Regions from separate parts of the Homo sapiens genome. Here region 1 is linked to region 2. A link is a loop called in an ENCODE intact Hi-C map of the cell type or tissue named here. Cell type or tissue: endothelial cell of umbilical vein. All regions are shown on one strand. Links, peaks and the distances in the headings refer to the core of each region. The heading gives the core; the rest is flanking DNA.

The links. Peaks named below come from ENCODE experiments on the same cell type or tissue, not always from the same donor. Only the 100,000 strongest peaks of a DNase experiment are listed, where the experiment ranks them.
Region 1: a loop joins it to region 2, with 17 times the contacts of the local background. A loop is called at or near these places in 96 of 110 quality-filtered maps.

Annotation. Positions count from the first base shown.
Region 1 is chr4:127,601,944-127,609,943 of GRCh38, reverse strand. LOC105377412 (a long non-coding RNA gene) reads left to right here. Exons shown (of 3, transcript XR_939185.3): 3 at 4,698-5,057. Among named protein-coding and RNA genes, the nearest start is that of INTU, 27 kb to the left of the region's middle. RefSeq lists an enhancer at 4,450-5,273. In endothelial cell of umbilical vein, for the core only: CTCF peaks have their summits at 4,251 and 4,459 (motif pointing left); no DNase peak of the experiment used is centred there; H3K27me3 peaks cover 1,018 bases.
Region 2 is chr4:127,724,928-127,735,842 of GRCh38, reverse strand. It overlaps SLC25A31 (solute carrier family 25 member 31), which reads right to left and starts at 5,443. Exons shown (of 6, transcript NM_031291.4): 1 at 5,066-5,443. The coding sequence starts at 5,297. INTU (inturned planar cell polarity protein) reads right to left here. Exons shown (of 16, transcript NM_015693.4): 16 at 9,106-10,915. RefSeq lists a silencer at 5,566-5,723. In endothelial cell of umbilical vein, for the core only: a CTCF peak has its summit at 3,014 (motif pointing right); a DNase peak (open chromatin) is centred at 3,022.

The DNA.
Region 1 (8,000 bases), core at 1-8,000, 130 kb after region 2:
TGGACTCCTTTTTCCAGGGTGTTTGTGAAGTGAACAGCCTTGGAAGATAGAGATAATGTCTTTCTCCATAACAAAGGCCAGGTTTGTTTACTGTCCAGTGTAATCAAGATAATGTCTCTCTCTGGGGCAAATGTCAGACAGCCTTCCCATTCTACAAGATTCGGCTAAGTTCAGGGTTTTTTTCCTATAACAGAACCCATTGCGTGTGCAGACGTCACTTGGTTCTTTTCACGTTGCTCTGTGGGAATTGAGGTTGGAGAACAGGAGCAAATGCTGTACTCTGGGAACTCTATTTCCACGAATAATAAAGTCCTTTGTTGCTGACCCAGGAGTTTCTTGTGTTCTGCTGGCATTCATGAAACTGGCAGGCTAGCTTGTCAGGTTTCAAGTAGGATAAAATCTCAGACTCTGTATTCTTGACACTGGGGAATGGGTGTGTTTACTGCTACTGATGTATCATTGCTTCCATGCCTTTTCAATGGAGAAAACTAGGAATATATTTTTAAAAAATCACAAGTTGATACTAACAACTCCTATTTCAAAACAATGCCATTAAGTTCTTCCTCTCCTTCCCCTAATCCATATTTACATCTCCCTTCTCCAACAGAGAGAGCCCCAGTTCCTAAGAATATCAATATATTCACACAATTGCTCTTTCCTGCCTTTCATATAAATTGGGATTAGAATTATTATGCTAAAGTCATTATAAGTTCAGTAGTTGTTTGCAGTTTTTTTTGTCCTTACAGTATATCACACCCAAGATGCAGTCACATTACTGTACTATAAAGATACTTCAATTCTCTTTTTTTTCTGATTATGTTACCAATTTGGTATTGTTCTGACTCCAGTGTTCCTTTGAACATCTCCATCAATTTTTCAGGATTCTTTTGCTTTCCAACACAGTACAATATTTCAAATTCACCTTGAACTTTCCTTGCTCCAAATTTATAATCAACTGTTTATCAAAGAAATTCATTTTAAAAATTATTTGTGTATTTATTTAAAAGTAAGGGGTGGTATTTAGACACCAAGATCTGGGTGTTGGGAGAGAGACAGTTCTGTGCAGGTCTCTCACATTTCTGTGCACCTTGTGAGGGAGGGAGTCCCAGCTCTTTGTTCAATTTTAGACCTGCATAATACTGCATCTTGTTTATTCAACCAGGTTCCTATGCATGGGCATTTTGATCGTTCCTAATATTTTACTATTATCAGTAATGCCATATTGAATAACCTTTTGTTTTGGGTGAGGTATACCTTCAGGGTAAATTCCTAGAAGTAAAAATGCTGGAACAAAGAATAAATGCACATGCAATTTGCTAATACCCTCCTAATAGATTACATCATCTTGTAGTGCCATGTAAAAAGTTTGAGAGTGCCCTGTTCATTTCTCCTTAATGGTGTGTATGGAAAAGCTCCTGAATTTTTGCCTATCTAAAACGTGAAAAATTGTGTTAGTATTTGGCATTTCTAATTATATGTGAAATTATGCATCTTTTCATGTGGGGGGAAATCGGTGTGATTGTTATACATATGCATATGTCAAAGCTCATCAAGTTAAATATTTTAAATGTGTGCCACTTATTGTATGTCAATTATAGCTAAATAACACTTTTTTTAGTTTAAAAAATTAAGGAGTGAAAAGAGACTAAAACCCCAAAAGAAAAATGAAAAGACAGGAGCAGGCAGTTAAAAAAGAGACAGATAAATAAATACTCTTTAATGATATGCCTTAAAATTATGGCATAAATTTAAATTTTTAAAAAATTTCTTTCTGTGAAACTTAACAGGAAAATTACAGTGTATGCCGTCTCAACCCAAGATAACCAAACACTTTTCACAGATAGAAAAAAGATCATTTGAATAATATAAATATAAGTAATAAAAACAACTTGAAAGTAAATAAACAGGTCATACATAAAATGTAACATGATGAAGATTTATTATATTCTCCAAAGGAGGAAGAAATGGCTTCATAGTGGGTGGCGAAGGAGGATGTGGGGGGTTGGGGAGTCATTCTTTGAAAGGTGCATTCTTTTTTTCTGCATGATCTTCATCAATTTTTTTGACTTTAGGGAGATCACAATTATTTGCACTCAAATTACACTTAAAAATAAAGTTTATAGGCCGGGCGCGGTGGCTCACGCCTGTAATTCCAGCACTTTGGGAGGCCGAGGTGGGCGGATCACGAGGTCAGGAGATCCCAGACCATCCTGGCTAACATGGTGAAACCCCGTGCAGTTCCAGCTACTCGGGAGGCTGAGGCGGGACAATGGCGTGAACCCGCGAGGCGGAGCTTGCAGTGAGCCAAGATCGCGCCACTGCACTCCAGCCTGGGCGACGGTGCGAGACTCCGTCTCAAAATAAATAAATAAATAAATAAATAAATAAATAAATAAATAAAAAATAAAGTTTATAACAGTTAAGGCCGCCTTCAAAGAAAAATACAGGGTAGACATTACAGTGCTTTGAAACACACGGAAACAGCTAATGTGTAGCGCAAACTGCAGAGCATAGATCTGTTGGCATAGGTCCACACAGAAAAATATTTTTGGACCATCCAGACGTGGAACTCAATTCAAATTTGCTCCATTTTGAAATTTCCTGACTAGAAATGTATTGAGTAAAATGGTGACTTTTTCTAAAATTGTAATATTGAAATATCAGTTTTTACAGTAAATCTACTTAGCATGTTTTTTTGGGAAAGGTAATTATAACAAGAAAAAAAAAAACCCAGATAATGTGAAAGTCAGTATAACTTTTCAAGAGGTATGATGGTAAAAATGTCATTGAAATCAACAATCATTATATAAACTGAGCTTGTATTTCAATGCTACTATTCTAATGGATAAGAAAAGCTGAAATTATCATGTCTAAGTAAGTAGTTTACTTTGGTAGAGGTACTGATGATTCATCAAATATACTGCTCTTGTAGACACTAAACACTTCTAAATCTGGTTATCACATGCTTTCTTTCATGTTTTAACTCAGAACCTTGATTTATGCTTTCCATTGTTTTTGGATAAAATCCAAATTTCCTGATTCTGTTGAAAGAGCCTCCACAATTTGGTTCTCACAAATCTCTTCAGGTCTTCTATTTTCACCCTTCCTCTAGAGCTCTGTGTTTTAGCTATGTTGAAATGGTTTTACCTTCTAGAATTTGACCTACTTTATCTCACCCAAAGGCCTTTTAAAACCTGTTTGCTCACATTAAACACCCTACCTTTTATCCTGATTTGATGGTTACACAATATATACATGTATCTAAATATCGTGTGGTACCCTATTAACTATGTAAAATTATTATATGTCAATAAAAATAAAATAAGCATAAAAACCCCAACCCTGCCTTTTGTTCTTTGCCTCATTCTCTCCTACTGAGGAGTCTCAGCTTAAATTTCAATTCTTTGGAAGGTCTTCCGTGTCCCCAGATTAGGTTAGCCCTTAGGTTCCCTTGCTGGGTGCTTCCAGAGTACTGTGTATTTCCTTAATTACAATAGCTTTTATTATAATGCTTGCTTCATTGAATGCCTTCTGAACTTTCAAGGGCAGGTACTATGAATGTCTTATTTATTCCTGTCTCTTCAGCATATAGCAAGATCTCTGTAAGTATTTCTTGGATGGATGAATAAATAAAAATGTATACGAACTATGCCATTAAATATACACTTTTAATATACTGTTGTCAACTCTGTCAGTTAAAAATTGGGGGCTTTTAACCCTATCATTAACATTTTTATTACAAAAATATATTTATATTTATCTGTTTCTATTTCCCTGCAATGAGAAGGACAGAATTCTGAAGCATAGACACAGAATAAATAATGCCTCCTTGCTGTTACAATTTACTTGGAAAAAGCATGTCTACTTTATAAACATTGTTATTTTTATCCTATACTTTCTGATTGGCACAGGACAGATATTAAAAATATTATACTTTATAACCTGAAACGTGTTTTTTAAACTTAATTTTTTTTTGCTTTTTAAATATATATATTTTCAGAAACTCATTGCTTGCTAACTGAAACCTGTTTTAAAGCAATACATTTTCTATAGAGAAGGTATTTTGGATAAAAAGAATGATGACGTAGCAAGTTAGAGATTCGGGAGAGCATTTTAAGTAGTTCAATTTGTTTAAGTATTGAATATGAAATTTAAATCACATTTTACTCTTTCCTTTAAAAGTATACAAATGTTTAAAACAATATTATTAAAAACTTTATTTTAGATATTTAACAATATTGGAATTGGTTGCTTTATATTAACATTGCAGTTTTAGCTAGTCCATGGTATTTGGAAAAAAATCAGGTTTACAATGGTGATAAATATAATGCAAAAGTCTTAAAATGATTTAAAATGATGACTTAAGAGTTGTGAAATAATCAGCCTAAGCCTGTATTAAATTAAGAAGTTTCCTCTTTTAGTTTTGAAAAGCAAAAGGGCTCCACCTGGTGTTGAATGAAACTATAGACTTTTTAAAATGATTTGATGATTTTACATTTTCTAAAAATTGAAATTCAAAATGCTTTTCTCGATTTTCTGTTTATAGTAATGCTATTGATATTGTTCCAAAATTACAGGGACTTAGTTCTTTTATGAAGTAATTAATGTATGTCTGATAAAAAATGTTTCCTTTAACATTTTAAAAGATTTTAGAGAAACTTCTCTCATGCACCTTCCCTTCATCCTATCTTTGGCAGGCATGAAAATGCACCTCACAGACAGAGCACCCAGCTGCTGTGCTTTGAAGTCAGCCACACCTCCCATTCATTGCTGTTACCAATGGACTGACTGAATGCTGTGGCGATACTGAGGCCGTCTTAGTCCCGGAAGACAGGTGGGGCTCCTTTGTCCACCGCTTAGGCTGGAGTACTTCCCCATGGCTTTGACAAACAATCCTTAGACTGCAGAGTAGTGTAGGATTCTTCCATTCAACCTTCTCTCCCTCATCCTGGGGTCAGACTTGGATGCAGTCCGACAGCTGTCCCAGCCTTTCCTAGCTCCTTCTTTATTTCTTTTTACACAGGCATTTCCCACTATTAAAATCCTGACATATTTAATCCTGTCTTTGTATCTGTTTCTCTGAGGTCCTGGGCTAACACAATTTCCCTTCTGGAACTTTTATGAAAAATGAGCAAGTGGAGACATTGATCTTATTTTCTAATATCTGGGTGATCTACTATTTGGTTCTTATGCATTAAATTAGATTTTGAAATCTTAAACTCAGGTCCGGGTCTCTTTGAGCTTTGCTAATTAGTGCATGGTGTGGAAAAGCTCATGTGTCCTAGGGAACCACTTGACACTTTGATGCTCCATGGCATCAAAGCATGAAGAATGAAATAAAATGGTATAATTATTTTGTATTTTAACTATAAGATCTCAAAGGATGTTATAGTTAAAATTCAAAGTAATTATACTATTTACATGATATAACTATATACCATATAAGGTATAAAGGCTCTCTGTGATCCTTTAATTCTCCAGGATCTCAGAGAAACAGATGCAAAGACAGGATTAATAAATATAAATAAATTTATATAATAAAAATATTAAAGATAGGGTCAAAAGCCTCCAATTTTTAACTGATAGAGTTGACCAAAGTATATTAAAATAATATACTTAATTACTTAATTTAGTCAGCATGTTATTGTTTGCACTAGTCACAAGGGCTTTTGGACAAGAGTGATGATAAATCAATGCAAATCCAACATCGCTTCTAGAAAAATGCCTTCTCATGCCTGTAATTCCAGCACTTTGGGAAGCTGAGGTGGGTGGATAACCTGAGGTCGGGAGTTCGAGACCAGCCTGACCAACATGGAGAAACCTCATCTCTACTAAAATACAAAATTAGCCAGGTGTGGTGGTGCATGCCTGTAATCCCAGCTACTCGGGAGGCTGAGGCAGGAGAATCACTTGAACCTGGGAGGCGGAGGTTGTGGTGAGCCGAGATCGTGCCATTGCACTCCAGCCTGGGCAACAAGAGCAAAACTCCATCTCAAAAAAAAAAAAAATTTTTTTTTTACTGATGAAGAGAAGGACTTTAATGTCATTTTAACCCACACAACAAATCATATTTAGTGTTATTTTTCAATATTAAGTGCTGGTGATGATGCAAATGCATATTCAGATTTGTTGGCTCTCATTGAAATGGGATATACATTATTGGAGTATCCTAGAGAATAATCAACTATGTGAAGTGAAAGACACTTCAGTTCCTGATAGAAAGGCAATAAGCACCAGTAACTTGCGATTTCTGGAAACTGCCCAGGGATCTTGTGTCATTCCATGTGCTTGGTTTGCTTCTATCTCACTGATATTTACACTAAGAGGTTAATGCAACTCTAGGAAAATAAAACCTCAGATTACTTTGTAGTATAAGAGAATGGAAAGAAACCATAGCCTGGGAGGTAGAATATCTGCATCTGAGTCTTGGCTTCACTTACCTTGGGTAAGCCACTTACCTTCGTTAAACTTCCCTTTCCTTATCTGTAAGATGGGGCTATAACTCTCTGACTCCCATTCACATGGTCATAAGGCTTAAATGAAATAACCCACTTGAGAACACTCAGTAAACTAAAGCACATTGCATTTTTAAGGTTTATATAATCATAGTTTAATTGTATTTCTAATAAAATTATCTGCTAAAAATATAAGTAGGTATTCTGATCTTTCATAGGAATTTTGACATTTATAGTACATGTAAAGATATTTAAGTAAAAATTTTCTGAAACAACTATTTAAATAAACAAATATGTTTTAAAATAGATCTTATTTTGCTTTGCTTCTTTCATGTAAAATACATAGATTATTTACTAATAAAGACAAATATTATAACTTAGCTACCTTTTGGTAGGTTAAAAATGGAAACAAAACTAAGTGTAAATTTGAATTGCATGAAAGATCTGGAGAGACAGAGAGGTTAATTCTCTCCCTTCAATTTTTGAGGCAGTGGTGGAGGAAACACATTTTTATAGAACCTGACAATTAAAGCACAGAATGAAAGAAGACATCTTTGTTTATCTGTAGACCTGAGCAATGAATAATATTTTTGTTTTAATTTTTTTATTGTGCTCTTTTATAGGTTTTCATGAAAGTAAATTAATAATGTAACATCTCCACAAATCCTGTTTTAAAACTGTAGCTGATAATGTTCTTACATGATAAAATATTGTCCATAAATTATTCATTTGTAGTTAAAATACAAAATAATTATTCCACTTAATTTTGTTCTTCATGCTTTATGCAACCACTTAACTGTGATAAGTATAACACTGTTATTATGAAGTAGTTTAATTAGGCATCCTTATTCTGGTTAACTTAAGCAAAAAGAGGAAAAAATGAGCTACTGATATTTCACACAGACTCCAAGGAAAAGCTGAACATCTAGGCCTTGGGAAGTGCAGGAACAGGAGGCTCTGAGGTCTAGGGAGAAACTTTTCATCCCCTCTTTGCTCTGCCTAAGATACTCCTTAAGTTAAAGTCTGGGTAAGGTTGCACTCTGAGCCCATTCCTTGGTCCTGAAGAAAGTAAAATACCTTCCGTGAAATGCCAGTTTTGTGCAATACAAGAGGGGTGGTCCCCAAAAGAAAGTGAAGGGATGCTGGGCAAGAAAATAACAGATACTCACTACTTGATGTAGTCAACTCAAATATTTTCCAATGACTTTTTTCATTTGTGACAGTTATAATCACTTTCCTTAGTTTCTAAGATGACATGCACTATCTGTTAAGTCATGACAAGCTCAGATATTCACCAACATGGTTTTTGATGTTCGTTTCTTCTCTCTAAGCAAATGCTACACTAGATAGACCAGGCACTGGTGCTTATCACTGAGGTATTGGTATTTTTTTATTCTTGGGATTGTATATTCTTGAAATGATTGCTGCCGTGTAAAGTTAAGTCAAGGCACACTGGAAAATTGCAGGCTTGGCGAGTGTCCAGGTAAATGGTATTCTTTACTGCTTCCCTATGGCCATTATTAACAGGATGACTTGAGCAGAGGC
Region 2 (10,915 bases), core at 1-8,000:
TATACAGTCTAAACCAACATTTTTTTTTTTTTTTTGCAGGGGAGGTTCAACATGTTTTGATGATATGCCTATCAATTAAAAAAAAAGTCTGCATGACTTCCAAATAGTATACATTAATAAATTATATACCTTTGCAACTATACTACCATATTATGTACATCTGTAAAACATACTCAAAATATAAATTAAAGAATGAGATAAAGATTTTTCATTTAAAAACTTTTATTTGGTACCTCCTCCACAGCAGACATTTTGTGCCTACTGGGGACAGCACTAGGAACAATGTTCCTGATCTTATGGAGCTTACATCTTAAGAGGGAGGGACCAGGGAGACAGGTAGCAAATAACTATGTCTGTTAGCAATAAAAAACTGTAAACAAAAAAACAATATATGAAGATTGGGAATAATAAAAGGCTATTTAGATAGGGTTGTTAGGGAAACTTGAATGTTAGATGATATTAGAGCAAAGTTAAACATTTATTTAAAAGATGAAAAACAATATTTTCAAACATCTTGCTAATTATGATGCTTTCACACCACCATTTACTATTATCTCAAGGCACTGTTAGGGTGAAGTTCATTTTTAAGAATAGTATATAGGAATCTATATTTCAAATAGTCTTCTTGTCTCAGGTCCAATTAGACTGTCATTGTTTCTACACTGAATGTCATGTGAATGATGAAATAATACGCCATTTCTTGGAGTAAATGGCATCAGCTTTTTCTTGTGGTTCATCATTTGATATTGGTGTTACCCTTGATTTGGTTTTCACGGCAGAATCTTTTTCAAAGTTTTGTCCATGTTTTGAGGATTTAGTTAAAACCTGATAATAGAATCTATAAATCCAGTTAATTGGGCAAACATAAACAATAATATATTATTGAGGAAGGGTGCTTGTCATTCCCTCTACCTTGTGTAACTCCCACTCTTTTTTTCAGGATCCCTTAATGTCCCGTGATATGTAACTGACATTGGGCCCAAGCATAGGGGACAATGCCAATTTATATATTAAATATCAGTAAAATTTATTTTTGTATTTTACTTAAAGTACATATAAATAAAATACCTAATATTTTCTTCCCATACCCCAAAATAGCATCTTCAAGATGGACCCTAGGATATTAAAAAACCTCACTGTTCTAAGTCTTCAGAAAAATGGGTTTGGGAAAAGCTTAGATGAAAGCTGATAAACTCGTGACACGGAACTCCTAAAAGAGAAGAGTTTGGATAGGCTTGTAAAAATGAGACTGTACGGATCTTTTTTTTTTTTTTTTTTTTTTTTTTGAGACAGTCTTCCTCTGTACCCAGGATGGAGTGTAGTGGCACGATCTTGGCTCACTGAAGCCTGTGCTTCCCAGGTTCAAGTGATTCTTGTGTTTCAGCTTCCCAGGTAGCTGGGACTATAGGCGTGCGCCACCATGCCCAGCTAATTTTTGTATTTTTAGTAGAGACGGGGTTTCACCATGTTGGCCAGGCTGGTCTTGAACTCCTGGCCTCAAGTGATCTGCCCACCTCTGCCTCCCAAAGTGCTGGCATTACAGGCATGAGCCACCACACCCAGAAAATCAGTTCTTTAAAAGGCTACATTTACAATATACTAATAAGACAGTTCCTTTGATTAAACACATATTTACATATGTATATTTTGCTCAGTGAAAAACCAAAATGTTAATTGTGGTGACTTTAGCAGTGATGTTACTTTTTGCTTCTTTATATTTTCTAATTTTCTACAATAATTATGCATTATTTGCATAATAAAGGTTTAAACAGTGTTAAATAAAAGTACACATACAAAGTTGGCAGGTGATAAAACCAACTAAAGAATATAATAAATCTTTAAGAACAACATAAGGATAAATCCAGAAGCTTTCATAAGCCAAGAAAAGCTTATAAAAAGTGTCAGAAACACTCAAAGTGATATTTAAAGCTATATTCAAGGCAAGAATGCAGAGATCTATTCTTGTAATGGAAAGAAAGTAGAGATAAGGTAAGAAACTAGAGAGCATCTAGTTGTGCATTCTGTGTTCATATCTCTTTCTCCAGCTCATTTCACATGGCCTAAAGAAAGGAAAAGTTGTGAATAAAATTAGAGAAAACATAAAAACAATCTTCAGGACACCTGAGATGTGCATGTGTCTTGACTTTCAAAAAAGAAAGAGAAGGCAAATTGCAAGAAATTTATGTTTTAAAATAAGGAAGTTGGTAGGTCATGACCATACCAAAAATATAATAGTCAAGCTTGCCTCTACTTATAACGATTCAGTTGTAATTAACTGCATATTGACATTTTGAAATACGTCAAATAAATATGTGTACAAGTATACATACAATCATCATAGATTCAATAGCTACAAATACAGATGACACAGGTTGAGCATCACTAATCCAAAAATCCAAAATTCTCCAAATCTGAAACTTTTTGAGCACTGACATCATGGGCAAAGGAAATGCTTATTAGAGCATTTTGGATTTTAGATTAGGGATGCTCATGTGTAAATATAATGAGAATATTCTAAAATCTGAAAAAATTAAAAATTCCACAACTTTTGGTCCCAAGCTTTTCGGATACTCAACCTGTATAAATGATGACCAAATACTATAAGCAGAGTTGCTGACATGAGTTTCTGCAATGATGAACTCTTAGTAAACTTCTGAACAGAAGAAAGTACGATCTTTTTTCTACTTCCTTATATGGTAGCTGCATTACTGGAATCAGTGTATACTAAAATCATGCCCCAGACAATGTGTTTATAAGTAAATCAGAGTTAAGTTATTTCTAGGCTTAGAGAAACATAAACAGGTTTCACTGCTACACGAAAATCGAAGGGGAGATCTAAAAGTCATTCAGGTTGCGGGATAAATCTTCATCATGTATGACTGGCCTGCATATAGCAGCAGGACGTTTAACATTCCTGGCCCTTGCCTTTCATACCATTGTAAAGTAGGATTATACCCCTCTATCTTTGTGCTAAATAAAAAAAAATTGCCCCACAAGTTTCCGAAATTGCCTCTAGATGGCAATAGTATCCTTGTAAATTACTGATCTCTTAGCATAGGATACACCATGGTACCTTCATAAAGCTTTATATATAATAGAAAACATCTTCAAGTTCTACTTATGATCCTCTCATCTTGGAACTTAAAGCAAGGACCAGGATACATCTGAGAATGATATCAACTTACAAGGGCCATATTGAATACGTTTAGGTTTAAATATTGTGAAAAACATTTAAAATATGAAATAAATTAGCACTAGTCAGCCCTATCTGACCAGAATACTTCATTTTACCTGACAAAATATTTGAAGCAGAAAAGCTAATAATAGAGAGGCCCCTACTTCTCTTCAGAAGTCTTAGAATATAAACGAAGAAGAGACAGGTTCCTTGCTTTTCCTGAAAAAATCTTGGGGGAAATGAGAAGCTTGCTTTAATTAAATGAATGAGTGGAGAGAGGCAAACTATGAAAGACCTGAGCTTAGCTCCCAGATGATGCATTAAGTTTCTACCCCTGACCCCATATACTCCACGCCACAGGTCTGGAAGAGTTGTAACCACATCCCTAGCATTCCTAGGGTACAAGGTGCTTTTTTAAATGGGACAGTATCTGGCCCTAGAACAGGACTAAAAGAAAGGTCTGCACTGGAGTTGAAGCCACTTCATTTCTTGAGAATACACAATAAATGTCTATTTCTTTTTAAAAGATCATACAGATTTTTCTATTGAATCCAACTATATGGGTGGATTATATAAAATATCTGATAGACTTATCCCTTTAGCTAACTTGGGAGCCATTTTGCAGCAATGGTTCACAAAGCACTTTCGTTATTTCTTTAAATCATTCCAATATTAATAGAAAAAATCAATGATGAACAAAAATGAAATTTTAAATAAGGACAGTGCTTGATGCAAAAAGAAAAACTGGTAATACTGATCCCATCTTTATTTTAAACTTGTATATATTGTGTTTGTTATGAATTCTTTTGCATGACTTGATTTTTAAAAGATTGCATTAAAATAGTTTAAAGTTTTTTTTTTTTCCTGTTTTTAGGAGTGGAGGTTTAATAGAAAAAATAAAGAGAAAGGAGAACAGCTCTCTCTCTAGTTGAAAGAGAGGGGCTTCGGAAACGGAAGGACCCTAAAGTTTTGTTTGTTTTTTTGAGACAGGGTCTCACTCCTTCATCCAGGCTGGAGTGCGGTGGCGCGATCTGGGCTCCCTGAAATCCCCGCATCAGGGTCCCGCAAGTAGCTGGGACTGCAGGCGTGCGCCACCACGCCCGGCTAATTTTTGTATATTTAGCATAGACTGGGTTTCGCCATGTTAGTCAGGCTTGTCTAGAACTCCTGAGCTCGAGCTCAAGTGATCCGCCCGCCTCGGCCTTCCAAAGTGCTAGGATTATAGGCGTGAGCCACCGCGCCTGGCCTTAAAATACTTTTTATCTTGATGACTGAGGGTTGGGTTTTTTTTTTTTAGGGCCCCCTTGAATTTTGGGCAGAACGAAGTACCCCCTTGGTCTTCAGTAGAATAAGCAGAACCTCTTTTCACTAATAGGTTTCAGAGTACTGGTAAGCCCTAGTGCTCCCATATTTGTACTTCTCTTAGACATACTATTTCAACAAATATACATATAGATTTTGACTCAAGGTCTCCTCTGTCGCCCATGCTGGAGCATAGTGGGGTGATTATACCAACAAATATTTAAGCAACTTAGAGCACTAGTTATAGCAGAGTGCCTAATGGCATCTCCCTCAATCCTGGGAGGTCAACCACTCTCCTTCTGGACCTGGCACAGGTGCACCAAGGTGTAAATCGCACTGCAGATTTAGAGAAAGAGAAGGCAGTGGTCTCCCCGGTACCAGGACTTGGTCAGGACCAACGCGGCCCTGGAAAAGCAGAGCCTGTTAGGTTCAGAAACTAAATTCTGGAAGGGTAAGAAGCAAATTCATCACCGACAGCTGTAGCTGTGGTTGTGGGGCCCACAATCATGCCCCTCCCAGCCACCCTCTTCTCTGGGAAGCTGACGAGGGCGCCGGGAGAGGCTGTCGGGGCGGCCTGCCTTGACGCACCCTGCTCGCGAGGAATCCGCACCAGGCAGTCCACCATGCCTTTGTACCGCGCCTCGGGGCTGATCTGCTTCGACGACGCCTGCACCTGCAGCAGCAGCTTCACCCGCTCGATGGGCGCCACCGCTGTCTTGGACACAGCTGCCGCGACTCCGCCGGCCAGAAGGTCCTTCCCGAAGGATGAGGCGTCAAACAGCCGCTTTTCTGCCTTCTTTTTCGCAGGCTCACGATGCATGATGGAGAAGGATATAAAAACCGGCAGCAGTGGCTAAAAATGAGTACGGGAGCTACGATGAAGGGAAGCGGAAAACCGGAAAACCGCTGCAGCATCGTACTGGCGAGAAAGTGGCTCTTGGGACGCTGAGAGAGCCGCGCGCCGGCGAGGCGCGTGCGGAAAAGCTGCGCAGGCGCTCCAACGGCCTCCAGCCACGTGACGCCTGACACGTGACACCTGACACGTGACTCCTGACACGTGGCTCCTGGATGCGCGGTGACGCCTGCGCACTTCTACGAGCGGAGCCTGGGCTTTCTGATGAGGGAGGGGTCCGGAGGCGGTGAGCATTGAGCAGGAAAGGCGAGGGGAGGGGCCGAGGAGAGCCAGTTCTGTGTGAAGAAATTTAGTAGCTGAGACTAGGCCAGAGCAGTAAACCAGCGGTGTGAGATTAACAGAATTTAGTTTTAGTTCCTAGTGTTACCCCCTTCACTTTCTTAATCGCTTTAATCCGTTACGTTTTTTTTGACCAGAGATGGTTCCTTTGACCTTTCTTGGCATCTTAAAAAAGACAGTCTTACCTGTTGTGTGATTCAAGTGATGTTCCCCTTAAATTTCACCCTATGTGCCTGTTAATGCTTCAAATTCCCTTGGAAATTGCTTTAATCTGTTCCTTTAATTAAGCAGGGATCCTTTGTCTAGTCACTTTCTGTGTCGTTTTGATGATTGTGCCCCCATAGCATAATACATGTTCCTCTTTTTCATATTGTATTTAAATTGATAATATCCAGAGCAGTGGTTCTCAATCCAGACTGCACATTCAAGGGGATGAGGGGTGTTTTGTTTTGTTTTTCAAATTGATGCTTGGGATTAGGCCCTGCACATTAAATCAGAACGTCTAGAAGTGAGGCCTGGCATCAGTATTTAAATTCTCCAGGTAATTCTAGTGTTTGAAGTAATTCTAATTCTAGGGTTGAGGGCCAATGACCTATCTAGAAGAGTAGTTCACAAACTTTTCGATTGCAGGACCCCTCTTTTTCACTCTGAAAAATTATTGAAGGCCAGGTACCAGTAATCCCAAAACTTTGGGCCAAGTCCAGCCTGGGCAACATAGTGAGACCCCTCCTTTACAAAAAAAAAAATAGCTGGGCGTGGCTGCACAAGCCTGTAGTCCTAAGTATAGCTACTTAGGAGGCTAAGACAGGAGAAATGCTTGAGCCCTGGAGTTGTAGGCTGCAGTGAGTTATTATCTCACCACTGTGCTCCAGCCTGGGCAACAGAGCAGGACCCTGTCTCTTAAAAAAAATTATTGAAGACACAATGAAGCTTCCGTTTTTATTATGTATATTGGCATTTACCACTCAGAAATTAAAACACGATTTAAAAATATTTAATTCATTTAAAATAAAAATAATCCATTACAGGATAGCATAAGTACGACTTTTAAATAAAAAATGTAGTAGAAAAATAGTATTGTTTTATATTTTTGAATCTCTAATGTCTGATTTAATAAAAGACAGCTAGATTCACATTACTGCTTTTGCATTCAGTCTGTTGTGATATCATACATGTAGCCACTGGAAAACTCCACTGTTTATTCAGGACAGAATGAAAGTGAAAAAGGCAAATAATAGTATCATTTAAGAAAATACCTTTGACTTCATGGTGTTCCTGTCTCCGTGACACAGAGGGGTTTTCTAAACTGCACTTTGAGAACTCATTTAGAGGAGGTTGGCAGATTCAGGTTTGACTTCTTTCGGCAAAAATACTCAGTAGAGGTACGTCTAGCCTGTACATAACATTTGTCTTTTTCTTTCACCTCACTTTTTTCACTTAATATATCGTGGAGATCCTTCTATAGTAGCATTTAATATATCCCTTTTTACAGCTCGTTTGGTGTTTTGAAATAAATGGAGATCCCATCTTATCACCTCTTACTCTGTAGGACCTGCAGAGCCTTACAACACATCTATAAAATGTGAAATGAGTTTTTAGCTTTTTTTGAATGTTAGGTTCTAATTTTTCCTTTGTCTTATGTGTTATAACCCTTCTACTAGTACTTGTCACTAGTAAAAAACCATTTAGGTCAGAAGGATTCCAGACCAGGAATGTTGTCAATATTTTGATTACCTCACATAAAATCAGTTGGCAAGTCCTACTGATATCATATGTTTGGTGCTACTTCCTTTCCATGGTGGCTTATTCAACCTTTTTTTTTGAGACAGAGTCTCGCTCTGTTGCCCAGGCTGGAATGCAGTGGTGCAATATTGGCTCACTGAAACCCGGGTTTCAAGCAATTCTCCTGCCTCCGCCTCCCAAATGGCTGGGATTACAGGCATCCACCACAACACCCAGCTAAGTTTTGTATTTTTAGTGGAGACAGGGTTTCACCATGTTGGCCAGGCTGGTCTCAAACTCCTGACCTCAAGTGATCCACCCGCCTTGGCCTCCCAAAGTGCTGGGATTACAGGCATGAGCCACCACGCCCGACCGGCTTATTCAACTCTTAACTGGGTTTTCCAACTCGAATCTCTGTTTCTCTCTTTCACATGCAGCAGCCAGATTAATGTGTCTAAAGCATTAATTAATTAATTCTTAAGCTTAAACAAAATTGAAAGTCTTTCCATTGCATTGACTTCAAAATCCTTTGTCAAATTCATTGTAAATTCAATAAACAATTGGCTTTTTATTAGCAAACATCTGAAAAATGAAAGGTTTCGTTCTCCTTCAAGGGAATTTGAAGCATTAGCAGGCACATACGGAGAAATTTAAGGGGGAAATTACTTGAATCACTACAGGTAAGAGTGTCTTTTTAAGATCCAAGAAAGGTAAGGGAACCATCTCTGAGGACAGAAAGGAAGTGTTCTGCTGCTCCCCAGGGCAACTTTCTCTTTCTACCCTCCTCTAACATTTGATTTGATAGCTGACAATGTTTACATCATATTCCTTTATGATATCAAGCTTATTTCTGACATGTATTCATTGATAGAAGACAGACAAAAGTGAAAGTGTCAACTTAAAAATGTAGCTTTGTTAACCTTTTAAAAAACTTTTTGTTGAGACAGGGTCTCACTCTGCACCCAGACTGGAATGCAGTGGCAAGATCATGGCACACTGAAGCCTTGAACTCCTGGGCTCATGTAATTCTCCCACCTCAGCCTCCCAAGTAGCTAGGACTACAGGCAAAGACCACCATATCCAGCTAATTTTAAAAATTTTTTGTGGAGATGGGGTCTCCATATCAAGACAAGCCCAAGCTTGTCTTGAACTCATGGACTCAAGCAGTTCTTCCGCCTCAGCCTTTCAAAGTGCTGGGATTACAGTAGTGAGTCACCGCGCCCAGTAGCTTTTTAACCTTATTAAAAGCACTAAATCAACTCTTCAATAGGTCGGAGCTGAAACTGAGTAATTTACTGCATTGATTTTACTTACTGATTAGGGAAGGAAAAAAATTCTAGTGATTTATGTTAACATTAAAAGTAGAGTTTCTGGATCTTTGTTCTGTTCACTTTGCTCTCCGGAGAAATCAGCATGATTAGTTTCCTCACTTCAGGTCTGCAGTCAGCTCAGCATCCCTTTCCTTGGTCACCCTGTCTGCCACATCTTACATCCCCTTCTCTTGCTTTACGATTTTTTCTCTCAGCATTTACATATTTTACTTATTTATCTTGTCTGTGGTATGCCTCTCCCATTGGAACATAAACTCCATGAGGGCAGGAATTTTTAGCTGTTTTATTCATTGCTATAGCCTCTGCCTCCACATCAGCGCTTGGCACAGGGTAGAAATGCAATAAATACATGTTGGATGAATGCATGAAAAAGGCAATACAACTGCAAACAAACCTCCAAACCAGTTTTATTTAAAACTATCAATATAGTATAAAAGTAGCTTTAATTACATAGAATATAGAAACACAACTGCAAAATTAAATTATTTCATACAGTTTTGGTGCATAAAGTTTCAATAACATTTAACAATTTAAAAATATCCAAAGTATAAATTCTTGTTCTGAAAACTGTTTATTGATAAATGATTTTTCTCAGCTTTTCCCCTACATTTTGTACAGTAGCAGGTATGATTTAGCTGACTACTTGGTTTTTCAACCAATGGATATTTAATAATGATAATAATAAATGGTAGCAGTAGTAGCTAACACTTTTATAGCATGTAATATGTGCCAGGCACTGTTTAGAGAGAATTAACACATACAATTATGTCCAAAGCAGAAAAACCTAGTAAATTGGTTTCACAGCTTTGCCCATTTGTATTAGAAATATAAAAAAGCAGGTATTACAAAATGCTATCTTGCCATTATACAGCATCATCAATAGTCCCTTGGCACAAATAAGAAACATTCCCTTACTAGGTACACTTCTTTGGCAAGACACAAACAAGAGCTAAAGAAAGGGGAGAGGGAGAGAAAGTAAGAGTCTAAAATGTAATTTTGGGGGGGCTAAACATATGATAATGAGACAGTATTTGATATTTTAAAAAATGCTAGCTATATATAGTTTTTCACATTAATAGTTGTTGGTGGAAGGGAACATTTGCATACTAATAAAATCCAATTTAACAACGTTTCTATGTCTTCTAAAGCATATTTCTAGGATATCTGCACTGTCATCCTGTCCCCCTTTATTTAATAAAGTAACAGGCACTTTATTGTCTGATAATCAGTTTGATGTTTCAGATGTGATTCTGAACATATTTGGAAAAATAGGCAGCTAAGTTTGCCTTCAGAGCTTAGTTCAATATCCATTTAGAAATGAAAAAATAAGATGTGTGATTTTATTTCTTAAAAATGCAGTGCCTCTTTAACATGGAAATTACAGTGCACATCTACGATACAGCAAATAATTTTCCTTTTATTAAGATCAGTAGTCTGCTCTGCCTTTTTATTTCCATTATTGAGCGATGGTCTCATGTTTCTCTGACACCAGGAAAGCAGTTCAACACATCAAAATTTCATTAAATGAAACAAAAAGTCCCCTATGATAAAACCCTACCTTAGTTCAGTTTGTATGAAAACCTGAGGTGATCAACAGCTACGTTTATTCATAATTATCAGTATTAGAAGTAGTTCATGGTATTTTCAGGGACATATCCAGAAATTTAAGACATTTAATAAATTGTTTTAACCAAAGTGTCTTAATACATATATATGTAAATAAGCAGTCCTAAGACAGCAGTTGTGAGTCAAATGGTAGCATATGACAATATTGTGATCTTAAGGGGAAGGTATTTCAAGCTTTTTTGTTTTTTAAACAGAGCCTCGTTCTGTTGCCCAGGCTGGAGTGGCAGTGGCACGAGCTAGGCTCACTGCAGCCTCTGCTTCCTGGGTTCAAGTGATTCTCCTGCCTCAGCCTCCCAAGTAGCTGGGACTTCAGGCACCTGCCACCATGCCCGGCTAATTTTTTTTTTTTTTTTTTTTTTTTTAGTATTTTTAGTAGAGACAGGGTTTCACCATGTTGACCAGCCTGGTCTCAAACGCCTGACCTCAAGTGATCTGCCTGCCTCAGCCTTCCAAAGTGCTGGAGTTACAGGTGTGAGCAACTGTGCCTGGCCTCAAGCTATTTTCTGTAGCATTTCAAGAACCAAGGTTTTTTACCCTAATTTGAATGCCAAAATTAAGGCCCACTAG